Linked DNA regions of Homo sapiens: region 2 is linked to region 1. The links are chromatin contacts, found by Hi-C or POLR2A ChIA-PET in ENCODE. All regions are on one chromosome and are shown on one strand. The core of a region is the stretch at or near the end of the contact, and the rest is flanking DNA. Distances in the headings are between cores, read along the strand shown.

Evidence for each region. A loop is a pair of places that touch in the nucleus more often than their neighbours do. ChIA-PET counts read pairs that join two places held with the same protein, here RNA polymerase II (POLR2A). Pooled maps may share reads with other maps.
Region 2: a loop to region 1 is called in a pooled map, with 10 times the contacts of the local background. The contact joins two enhancer-like sites. A Hi-C loop is called at or near these places in 2 of 50 pooled maps. POLR2A ChIA-PET finds 5 or more read pairs at or near these places in 2 of 52 experiments (K562 and naive thymus-derived CD4-positive, alpha-beta T cell).

The regions. Positions count from the first base shown.
Region 1 is chr19:17,773,513-17,778,947 of GRCh38, reverse strand. FCHO1 (FCH and mu domain containing endocytic adaptor 1) reads right to left here. Exons shown (of 29, transcript NM_015122.3): 12 at 4,665-4,709; 13 at 4,470-4,554; 14 at 3,868-3,892; 15 at 3,435-3,492; 16 at 2,787-2,965; 17 at 2,677-2,701; 18 at 2,262-2,313; 19 at 720-811; 20 at 64-339. Among named protein-coding and RNA genes, the nearest start is that of B3GNT3, 19 kb to the left of the region's middle. RefSeq lists an enhancer at 2,182-2,521. Within about 2 kb of position 2,272, at least 3 of the 41 ENCODE cell types and tissues checked have a DNase peak (open chromatin) inside an H3K27ac peak, as active enhancers do.
Region 2 is chr19:18,371,715-18,377,149 of GRCh38, reverse strand. No RefSeq gene overlaps it. Among named protein-coding and RNA genes, the nearest start is that of GDF15, 12 kb to the left of the region's middle. RefSeq lists a silencer at 1,423-1,650 and enhancers at 3,068-3,287, 3,017-3,311, 2,499-3,698. Within about 2 kb of position 2,674, at least 37 of the 41 ENCODE cell types and tissues checked have a DNase peak (open chromatin) inside an H3K27ac peak, as active enhancers do.

The sequences.
Region 1 (5,435 bases), core at 1,023-3,522:
GCAGGCGCTCAATCCCCCGCCCAGGGTTCCAGCAACTCTCAGGCCCAGGCCCGCTGGACTCACCTCCTCCGGCCAAGGCCTCCAGCCCCCAGGGGCCTGGAGACGAGGCGAGGGGCTGCGGCGAGTCTGGCAGAGGCGGTGCCCGGATACCCCTGGCCTCTGGGGGTGGCGCCCTACAGCTGGGCGGGCTCTGCGGGGTGCCTGGGCGGGGGACCCAGGAATCTGGGGAGGGGCCAGGTGCCGCGTGGGACGGAGAGTCCAGGCCGGAATCCTCCACGTTTTCGGGCGACGAGGAGGAGAAAGGGGAGGGGCTGGAGGTGAAGCCCAGGCTGCTAGAGCCTTGGGGAGGGAAGCGGGCGGTCAGCTCCGACCCTCGCCCACTCAGAGTCCCTGCCCATCCTCCTGCAGGCCACGGCCACGTCGAGGGAAGGTCAGGGGGGCCCCCATTCAAAGTCCTTGTGCACGCCCCCAAGGCTACACCTTCTGGTGACTTCCCTCTCCACAAATGTCCGGCCCATCCACTCAGTCACCGCCCACTGGCCAAGGCCCCACCCTATCTATGGCCCCTCCCACGCGCACTCTGGCCCCGCCCACCCCTACACGGACTAGTCCTCCCTCCAGCCTGGCTTCCAGGGGACCTCATTGGCCTAACTCTGCAATGGCCCCACCCAACCTCCCTCCGGCCACACCCATGCCCTCCAATCCCTTATCCCCATCACCTGTAAAATCTTCGTGGTCAAAGGCTGACTCCAGGGGCGGCCCAAAGAGGTTCTTGGACACCTGCTCCTCTGACTGCAATCTCTCTGCACAGCTAGAGAGGGTGAGGCCAAGAGGGCTGCTTCTATTTTTCCCAAGCCTCATCCCACCCTGGGGCCTTTGCACATGCTGTTCCCAGTCTTTTTTTTTTTTGAGACGGAGTCTTGCTCTGTCGGCCAGGCTGCAGTGCAGTGGCACGATCTCAGCTTGCTGCAACCTCCGCTTCCTGCGTTCAAGCGATTCTCCTGCCTCAGCCTCCAGAGTAGCTGGGATTACAGGCACCTGCCACCATGCCCGGCTAATTTTTGTATTTTTAGCAGAGACGGGGTTTTACCATGCTGGCCAGCCTGATCCCAAACTCCTGACCTCAAGTGATCTGGCTGCTTTGGCCAGTGCTGGGATTGCAGGTGTGAGCCACTGTGTGCAGCCTGTTCCCAGTCTGGAGTTCCATTTCCCCAGCTCTCTTCACAGTCACCTCCTAGCTCCTCTTTGGGGCTTAGCTCCAAGTCACCCCCTCAGGGAGGTTCCCAACCCCACCTCAAGGGAAGTCACCTCCTCCTGTCTTCGCGTCATCTGCTTTAGTTTCTTCGTAGCACTTAGAAGTATCGAATATGCTCTAACTTATTTGCTTTTTTTTTTTTTTTTTTTTTTTTTTTGAGACGGAGTTTCCTCTTGCTGCCCAGGCTGGAATGCAATGGCACAACAGTGGCTTACTGCAAGCTCCGCCTCCCAGGTTCAAGCGATTCTCCTGCCTCACCCTCTCGAATAGCTGGGATTACAGGCATGTGCCACCATGCCTGGCTAATGCTGTATTTTTAGTAGAGATGGGGTTTCTTTATGTTGGTCAGGCTGGTCTCGAACTCTCGACCTCAGGTGATCCGCCTGCCTTGGCCTCCCAAAGTGCTGGAATTACAGGCGTGAGCCGCCACGCCTGGCCCTATTTGCTATTCTTAAAATCTGGAGTCACTAGAATGTGACTCTGAGAAGGGAGACCTGTCTCAGAACCCAGACCCTAGAACAGCACAGGTACACAGCAGGCACTCAATAAATGTTCATCAAATGAATGACTAAATGGTCCCTCAAAAGCCAGCATGGGCCAGGCACAAGGGCTCATGCCTGTAATCCCAGCACTTTGGCAAGCCGAGGTGGGCAGATCACTTGAGGTCAGGAGTTCGAGACCAGCCGGGCCAACATGGTGAAACCCTGTCTCTACTAAAAATACAAAAGTTAGCTGGGCGTGGTGGTGGGTGCCTGTAATCTCAGCTACTTAGGAGGCTGAGGCATGAAAATCGCTTGAACTCAGGAGGTGGAGGTTGCAGTGAGCTGAAATCGCACTCCAGCCTGGGTGACAGAGTGAGACTCTGTCTCAAAACAAAAACAAAAACAAAAAAACCCCAGCATGACGTCAACTCCCAGCCGGGACAAGAGAACACCAGGCGGAGACATGGGGAGGTGGAGGGAGGAGGTGGGGACAGCCCCCACCTGCCCACTCGTGTGGAACCCACCTGCTGGTTCTGGGGGCAGACCGAGGTCTCTGGGGTTTCCCAGCAGCGTCCCCTACAAGAGATGCACCTCCTTCAGCCTTCTTGTCACCCTGCCTGCAATGCTCCCCACTCCACAGACCAAGGGACCGAGGCTCGGGGGTGTCCAGCCAGTTGCCCAAGGTGATCAGCAAATCAGGCAGACATGGATTCAAGCCTAAGCGAGCCTGTCTCCAGATGCTAGCTTCTCCTGGCCCCAGCTACCCCTTTCAGCTCTCACTTAATTTCATAATGACCTCATTTTACAGAAAAGGAGACTGAAGGTCAGTGTGGTTAAGCAGCCTGCCCAAAGTTACAAAACGGAGTTATGATTCAAGCCCAAACCCATAGCCTCCCTTCCTTAGGATCCTCCCCACTCTGAAGACCAAAGGCTACTCACGTGAAGAATGGCGTTTCATGGTGCCCTGTGGACAAAGTGGGCAACATCACACACGAATGCATCCAGCCAGCCTCTCTAGCAACACCCAGGGCACCCCTCCCACGCCTCACCCCTGGGCCAGGAGGAAGGATGAGGCTGCCCGCGGTGGCCCTGAGCTGTGCCGCTGCTGCCTCGGGGCTGCAGGCTGGAGCCCGGGCCGGGGCAGGCTTGATGTGCACATAGAACTTGCGGGGCTCTTCATCGTCGAAGTCGGAGTCGCTGGACGAGAAACGGGAGGGCTCGGCCGTGCGTGGGCTGCAGTCAAGGTCCAAGCCAATCCCAACACAAGCTTTCCCCCAGTCAGCTCTCCAATCCAGCCTCGTCCCTCCCTGCTCAAACCCTTCGAGGTCCTGCCCAATCCCATCGCTCACCACGCGCCACCTTCAGTCCTGACACCATGTCCCACCAGCACTCCCACCCCCCCCGAGAAGCCTTTGCACAAGCATGCCCAGAACTAACTGGCAAACTCCTATTCGGCTGCAAAACCCCAACACTGGTGCCCCCTCCTCCAGGAAGCCCTGCTAGATCTCCTTTTCTCTCTCCCTCTTGCCCAGTGCTGACCCCATAGAGTGGGTGTTTACATTTAGGTTGGCTTCATCCACAAAGGAGACTCTCTCCAGGATGTACACAGAGAGGACTGCTGAAGGTGGACTGGTTATTACGGAGAATTTTGTCCTTGCTGTGCCAACAACTGCCCCCAGGGGGTGCCAGAAGGATATTGTTCTGGGTCACATCAGGCCGGACAGTGAAACCTTCTTCATCCACCTCTGGACATGTCTAGGGGAGTCAGGGGGCAGCAGTGAGTCAGGCGCCCCACTATCGAACCTTCCATCTCACCCTGCCAACCGCCCCCCGCCCTGCCCCCAGGCCTTGACTCAGACCTCAAAACCAACCCTGATGGCAACGACTGTCTTCCCTGGGTGTGTGGGCAGGTTCCTGGGACAAACTGAGCTTCGGCAGGGACATTATTCACACCCACGTAGTCCATGGGACTTTGCAGCTGAGGTGGGATATGAACCCAGCCCCCAGGCTCCAGCCCGCCCCTCAATCTCGGCTCTTTAGTTTCCAGTAGGGATCGGGACTCTAGGAGCCAAGAGTGGGATCAAACTCCTTCCACTTGTAGCCCAGCCTGACCCCTCCCACATCACTCACCCCTGAATCGGGCTCCAGGAAATCTCTGGGGATGGAGGAAGAGATGTTGGTGTCAGCTTCCGCAGCCCATCTGGTGCCCCCTGTCAGCCCCCAACACTGGACATGGAAGCTGGGGCAGCTCCCAGACTGTGATACTGCCCTGAGCTAGCCCTAGAGGCGGTGGGACCATGGGGCTTGCTTGGGGAGGGGGTTGAATCTGAAGTTAGCTGAGTAGAGAGTGTTCTCAAACAGCCTGGGAGGGAAGGAATCCTGGAACTCATTTGAAGGGCTGCCTTGTGAAGATAGGGAAAGTCGGGGCTAGCCTTGGCAAACAGAACAATCCTGGGCCAGCTTGGGCAGGGAAGATGCTACGTTACTCTGGGACAGGCAATTCCTGGCCTAACCTAGCAAAAGGAAGAATTCTGGACTAGCTTGGGCAGCGGTAATATTGAGCTAGCCGGGGGCAGAGGTACTCCTGGTCTAGCTCAGGTAGAGGGAATCCTGGTCCAGCCTGGAATATGGATACTCCTGGGCTATCCTAGGAGGGGACTTCTGGGATAGCCTGGGCAGGGGAGGGGATCTCGGTCTAGCCTGGGCCAGACCGGGCAGGGGTGCTTCCTCACACAGCTGCAGGTGGCTCTGGCTCCCGCTCCCGCCGGCTTAGTCCTGGAAGGCGAAAGGCCTTGGCTCCCCGCAAACGTTTCATCGCTGAGGATAGATTGGGGGGCACCTGAGCACTGTGAGCCTCCTTTCACATTCAGATCAGCCTCCCTCACCCCCATGGTCCAGCCTGGGCATCCAGGCCCAGACGTACTTGCCTTCCTGCAGGGCAGCCGCACTGTATGCCTCGAAGTCCAGAGGTCCTGAGACAGGAGACGGAAACTCAATTGAGGGGCTGGGCACGGTGGCCCATGCCTGTAATCCCAGCACTTTGGGAGGCTAAGGCGGGCGGATCACCTGAGGTCAGGAGTTCAAGACCAGCCTGGCCACCATGGTGAAACCCTGTCTCTGCTAAAATTACAAAAAAGCCGGACATGGTGGCAGGCGCCTGTAATCCCAGCTACTGGGGAGGCTGAGGCAGGAGAATCGCTTGAACCCAGGAGGCGGAGGTTGCAGTGAGCCGAGACTGCACCACTGCACTCCAGCCTGGGTGACAGAGCAAGACTCTGCCTCAAAAAAATTAAAAAAAAAAAAAAAAGAGAGAGAGAGAGAGAAAGAAACTAAATTGAGGGTGGGGAGACTGCGCTTGGAAAGGGTAGTACACTTTTGGCCACAAAATGGCACCTGGATCTGAACTCAAGGTCCATCAGGTTCCCGGACAAGAACCAGCCCCACATCATCAGAAGTGGGATGGACCAAGGGGCTGGTCTGGTTCCAGCAGGGCAGTGCCACCGCAGGGGGTGACATGAGCTACTTCTACATACTTCCAGCATTTGTGGCTGGAACTTGGGTTGGGTCGGGGAATGGACCATGCGTCTGTGCAGTGGGCTGGGCTTTGAGTGACAGGATAAGGAGTGGGAACTCTCTCCCAAGAACAATGGGGAGCCATGGAAGGTGTGTGAGCAGGAGGAGGACAAAACAGATCTGGG
Region 2 (5,435 bases), core at 1,425-3,924, 600 kb before region 1:
TTTCATTTCACTTGGCTCTCTACTGAGGAGTGGAATTACTGGGTCACAGAGTAACCCTGTATTGAACTTAATGGGGAACTGCCAAACCTTTTCCTCTCAGTTTTATTTGTCATTGTGAAATCTTTCAGGCACACACAAAAGTATTAATAATAAAATCACAAACACCCCTATCCAGCACCCACCTAAAGAAAAATCATTCCCAAGAGAGTTGAAGTGGTCCCCGTAGTCCAAGGCAGGTTCTCCCCAATCTCAAGGAAGTCTTTGTCTGTAATTAGAACTTGATCATGACCACGCATGTTTTAATTTCATATATATATTTGGGGAACAGGTTTATTTATTTATTTATTTATTTTATTTATTTTATTTTTTTTTTGAGACAGGGTCTCGCTCTGTCGCCCAGGCTGGAGTGCCGTGGCACGATCTCAGCTCACTGCAAGCTCCGCCTCCCGGGTTCACGCCATTCTCCTGCCTCAGCCTCCCGAGTAGCTGGGACTACAGGTGCCCGCCACCATGCCCACCTAATTTTTTGTATTTTTAGTAGAGAGGGGGGTTTTGCCGTTTTAGCCAGGATGGTCTCGATCTCCGGACCTCGTGATCCACCTGCCTCGGACTCCCAAAGTGCTGGGATTACAGGCGTGAGCCACCGGGCCCGGCCGGAATACAGTCTTTGCAAAAAAAAAAAAAAAAGCGGTTTGGAAAACTATCTAAACAAAGAGATGGCTACTGCCTTCCATAATTAAAAACAGAAACAAAAATCACAAAACTCTCAGGAAGGTGGAGAATCTGATTTCTGGAGTTACCATAATTTAGAATATTCAAATGCTCGCTTTTCAACAACAAAAACATCACTAGGCATACAGAGAAACAGCAAAGTGTGGCGCATTTTAAGGAACAAAATTAACAGACAGAAACCATCCCTAAGGAAGCCCACACATCAGACTCACTAGACAAATACTTTAAAATAACTGTCTTCGCTGGGCGCGGTGGCTCACGCCTGTAATCCTAGCACTTTGGGAGGCTGAGGCAGGTGGATCCCCTGAGGTCAGGAGCTCAAGACCAGCCTGACCAACATGGAGAAACCCCGTCTCTACTAAAAACACAAAATTAGCCAGGCACGGTGGTACATGCCTGTAATTCCAGCTACTCGGGAGGCTGAGGCAGGAGAATCACTTGAACCCAGAAGGCGGAAGTTGCTGTGAGCCAAGATCACACCATTGCACTCCAGCCTGGGCAACAGAGCGAGATTCCATCTCAAAAACAAAAAATGAAGAAGAAGAAGTTTGACACCAGCCTGGGCAACACGGCGAGACCTCATCTCTACAAAAATAAAAGTAATTAGCCAGGTGTGGTGGCGCATGCCTGTAGTCCCAGCTACTTGGGAGGCTGAGGTGGGAGGATTGCTTGAGCCCAGGAGGTAGAGGCTGCAGTGAGCTATCATTGTACCACTGCACCCCAGCCTGGGTGACAGAGCAAGACCCTGTCTCTAAAAACAAAAACCACAAAGTTTTTGCCAAGGAGCCATACTTTGGAGTATCACATTCTGAGTCCTGACAGCCTCCAGAAGGAACCAGTCCTGCTGTGACACCTTGATTTCGGACTTCTGGCTTCCAGAACTCTGAGAGAAGTCCCTGTTCTTTTAGGACATCAAGTTTGTGGTCAGTATTATGTAAACAATGTCATCTGCTGCCCATTTTTATCTCTGGTGGGTTTTTTTTTTTTTTTTTTTTTGAGACAAGAGTTTCTGTCTGTCACCTAGCCTGGAGTGCAATGGCACGATCTCGGCTCACTGCAACCTCTGCCTCCCGGGTTCAAGTGATTCTCCTGCCTCAGCCTCCCAAGTAGCTGGGACGACAGGCATGCGCCACCACACCTGGCTAATTTTTGTATTTTTAGTAGAGATGGGGTTTCACCATGTTGGCCAGGCTGGTTTCGAACTCCTGACCTCAGGTGATCCATCTGCCTTGGCCTCCCAAAGTGTTGGGATTACAGGCGCGAAGCACCGCACCTGTCCTTTTTTTTTTAGACAGAGTCTCTCACTGTCATCCAGGCCTCGGCCTCCCAAAGTGATGGGATTGCAGGCGTAAGCCACTGCGCCTGGCCCCTGTCCAGCTAATTTTTAAATTTTTTTGTAGAGACCGGGTCTCACCACGTTGCCCAGGCTGGTCTGGAACTCCTGACCTCAAGTGATCCTCCGACGTTGGTCTCCCAAAGTGCTGGGATGACAGGCATCGGCCACCATGCCAGGCCTCTTTTCAATTTCTTGATGGATATATTGACATCCAAAAGTTTGAAATTGTGATTGAGTCTAATTTGTTGTCCCCTCCAAATCCCCAAGTTTTCATCTTGTCCTTGTGGAGGGCAGGTTTTACGTTGCCAGCCAGTTAAGGCCAAGACTCGGTTCTCCTGCCTGCTTCTCCCCAGCCATGACCTTCTGTCCTTTCTGGGCCTCTGGCCTCGGTCAGGTGCCCTTCCCTCCCCCTCTTCCCCCCCGCCCCCACCCCCGTGCTCAGCAGGGAAAGCGGACCGTGGCAGCTGAGTATGAGTCAGCAGGGCTGGGACCATGGGGGGCGGAAGTGGTGGGCTCAGCCTCAGGGACCGGCTGTGCGAGTTCCTGCATAAACTGGCCAGGAAGTGGTCAGCTGAGGCTTCCCCCACGTGCTTGCTGCCCGGAACCCATTGGCCGAGTAACCCTGGGCCTCCCTCTTCACGCTCCACATTAGCAACCCAGTTCACACGCTCGCTCCCATCATAATTCTACTGTCCACAGTGTGTATTTATGAAGCACCTACTGCATGCCAGGCTCTGGCTGAGCTCGGATACACAGCCCTGTGATGGGGGTATGGAGATCTGCTCTGAGTCACAGGGGTAAACTGAGGCTCGGAACAGGGCAGCTCTGTGCCTGAGTTACACAGCACAGCACCTGGGTGACCTAACATCCCAAATCGTCATCCTCAGCTGGCTAAGTCCCTCTCTGTGTCTCCGTGTCCTCACCCTAAACAAAATATCTGGAGAATTTCCACTTTTTCTCTTTGTGTCTCTCTCTCCCTGGCTCTCCCTCCATTTCTGCCTGTCTCTCATCATGTCTATCTCTGCCTGTCTCTGCCTCCCCACGCCCTTATCAGCACCATACAGGGAAGGGAGAGGTGACAGCCTCACCCACCCCTCCCTGCTTCTAGGGGACTTGGACATGTCCGGGCAGGTCTGAGGCACTCCTGGTAAAAACTGGTGATTGCCTGGAGGCAGGGAGCCAGAACCCGAAAGAGAGGGTGGGAAGGTGGAAGACGTGTGGGGGGACTCAGTTGGGATTTCTGGTGCTGTACTTTGCCCCCTTACCCCCACCCCAGGCTGTCATCACACTGAGGATGTCTTGAGACCACTGCAGCATCTTTCCCAAACCTTGGATTTTGAGGGATGCATAGGAATCCTCCAAGCATCGATAAGGGCTTTGGGGAGGGTGGTTCTGGGAAGAGGAAGTAGGGGATATTGAGACTGCTGGGGGTCAGCAGAAACAAGGGAATGGGGTTCAAATGCCCAGTACAGAAATCCTATTTCCTGTAGGCGAAAGGGAGCCACAGAGGGTGTGAGAGGCTCAGCAGTTGGAATGGAGTGGAAGGGCAAGAATGGAGGCCAAGATCCTCATCTTTTCATTTTTATTTTATTTTTTTAGATACAGGGTCTCACTCTGTCACCCAGGCTGGAGTACAGTGGCACGATCTCAGCTCACTGCAACTTCTGCTTCCCAGTTTCAAGGGATTCTCCTGCCTCAGCCTCCTGAGTAGCTGGGATTACAGATGTGTACCACCATGCCTGGCTAATTTTTGTATTTTTAGTAGAGATGGGGTTTCACCTTGTTGGCCAGGCTGGTCTCAAACTCCTGACTTCAGGTGATCTGCCCACCTTGGTCTCCCAAAGTGCTGGGATTACAGGTGTGAGCCACTGTGCCCAGTCCACAGCTACTTTATAAGATTTATTTTTACTTTTGTAGAGATAGAATCTTGCTATGTTGCCCAGGCTGGTCTGGAACTCCTGTGCTCAAGTGATCCGCCTGCCTCGGCCTCCCAAAGCACTGGGATTGCAGGTGTGAGACAACGCACCGGGCCGACCTGCTCCTTTGAGTAAGGCTGGGAGCACCCAGGCGAGGGCGGAGGGGGCCTCTAGGGGATGGAGCCTCTTGCAGCCTCTCAGCCATATCCTGGGATGATCCTTGGACCCTTTAACTGCCTGTGCAGCCCTCATCCCAAGGGGGGACCTCCAGGCTGTACTCCCAGCTGCCTGATCCTTGCTGTGTCCCCAGTCCAGGGCTCAGCCCACAGTGGACACTTCCTGAATGACTGGGACAGCCACGGGGTGAGGGGCCTCCTTAGGTGGGGACCCCAGACTGCAGGAGGAGCCTGGTGATTCCAGCATCTTTCACTCCTGGGAGGAGGCATTGGTGCCTTGCTGAGCCCCTGGCTGGCCTCAGGAGTGGACCCACAGCACTCACCTCTCCTCCCAGCAGTTTATTGCTTCCCTACTGTGTCCCTGGCACTGTGCTGGGCACAGAAGACACAGAGGGGGCCCCACACATACCCATCCACCCTCTCACAGAGGCTGTCAATTACCACCCAGAGTGCTACAATGGGGACACCCAGGCAGCTGTAGGAGTCAGAGGAGATGCCTAGGTAGCCAGGAGGGCTTCCTGGAAGAGGAGGTGATGGTAACTGTATTTATTTTGTGGGGTTTTTTTTTTTTTGAGACGGAGTCTCATTCTATCACCCAGACTGGAGTGCAGTGGCGCGATCTCAGTTCACTGCAACCTCAGCCTCCCTGGTTCAAGCGACTCTCCTGCCTCAGCCTCCCGAGTAGCTGGGATTACAGGTGTTTACCACCATGGCTGGCTAATTTTTGGATTTTTAGTAGACATGGGGTTTCTCCATGTTGGCCAGGCTGGTCTCAAACTCCTGACCTCAAATGATCCATCTGCCTTTGCCTCCCAAAGTGCTGGGATTACAGGCATGAGCCACCGCACCCGACCGGGTTTTTGTTTTTGAGATGGGGTCTCACTCTGTCACTCAGGCTGGAGTGCAGTGGCACGATCACCACTCACTGCAGCCTTGACCTCCCCAGGCTCAGGTGATCCTCCCACCTCAGCCTCTTGAGTAGCTGGGACTACAGGTGTGCGCCACTGCACCTGTCTAATTTTTGTATTTTTTGTAGAGATGGGGGGGGGGGGTCTCACCATGTTGCCCAGGCTGGTCTCGAACTCCTGACCTCAAGTGATCCACCCGCCTTGGCCTCCCAAAGTGCTGGGATTATAAGCGAGAGCCCACACCCTGATCATTGTATTTACTGAGCAATGACAGGGCACCAGGCTCCAAGTTAAGGGCTGTAAAAGCAGAATCTCATTGAATTGCCACAAAAGCCCCACGAGAAATGGGTAAACTAAGGCTCAAGAC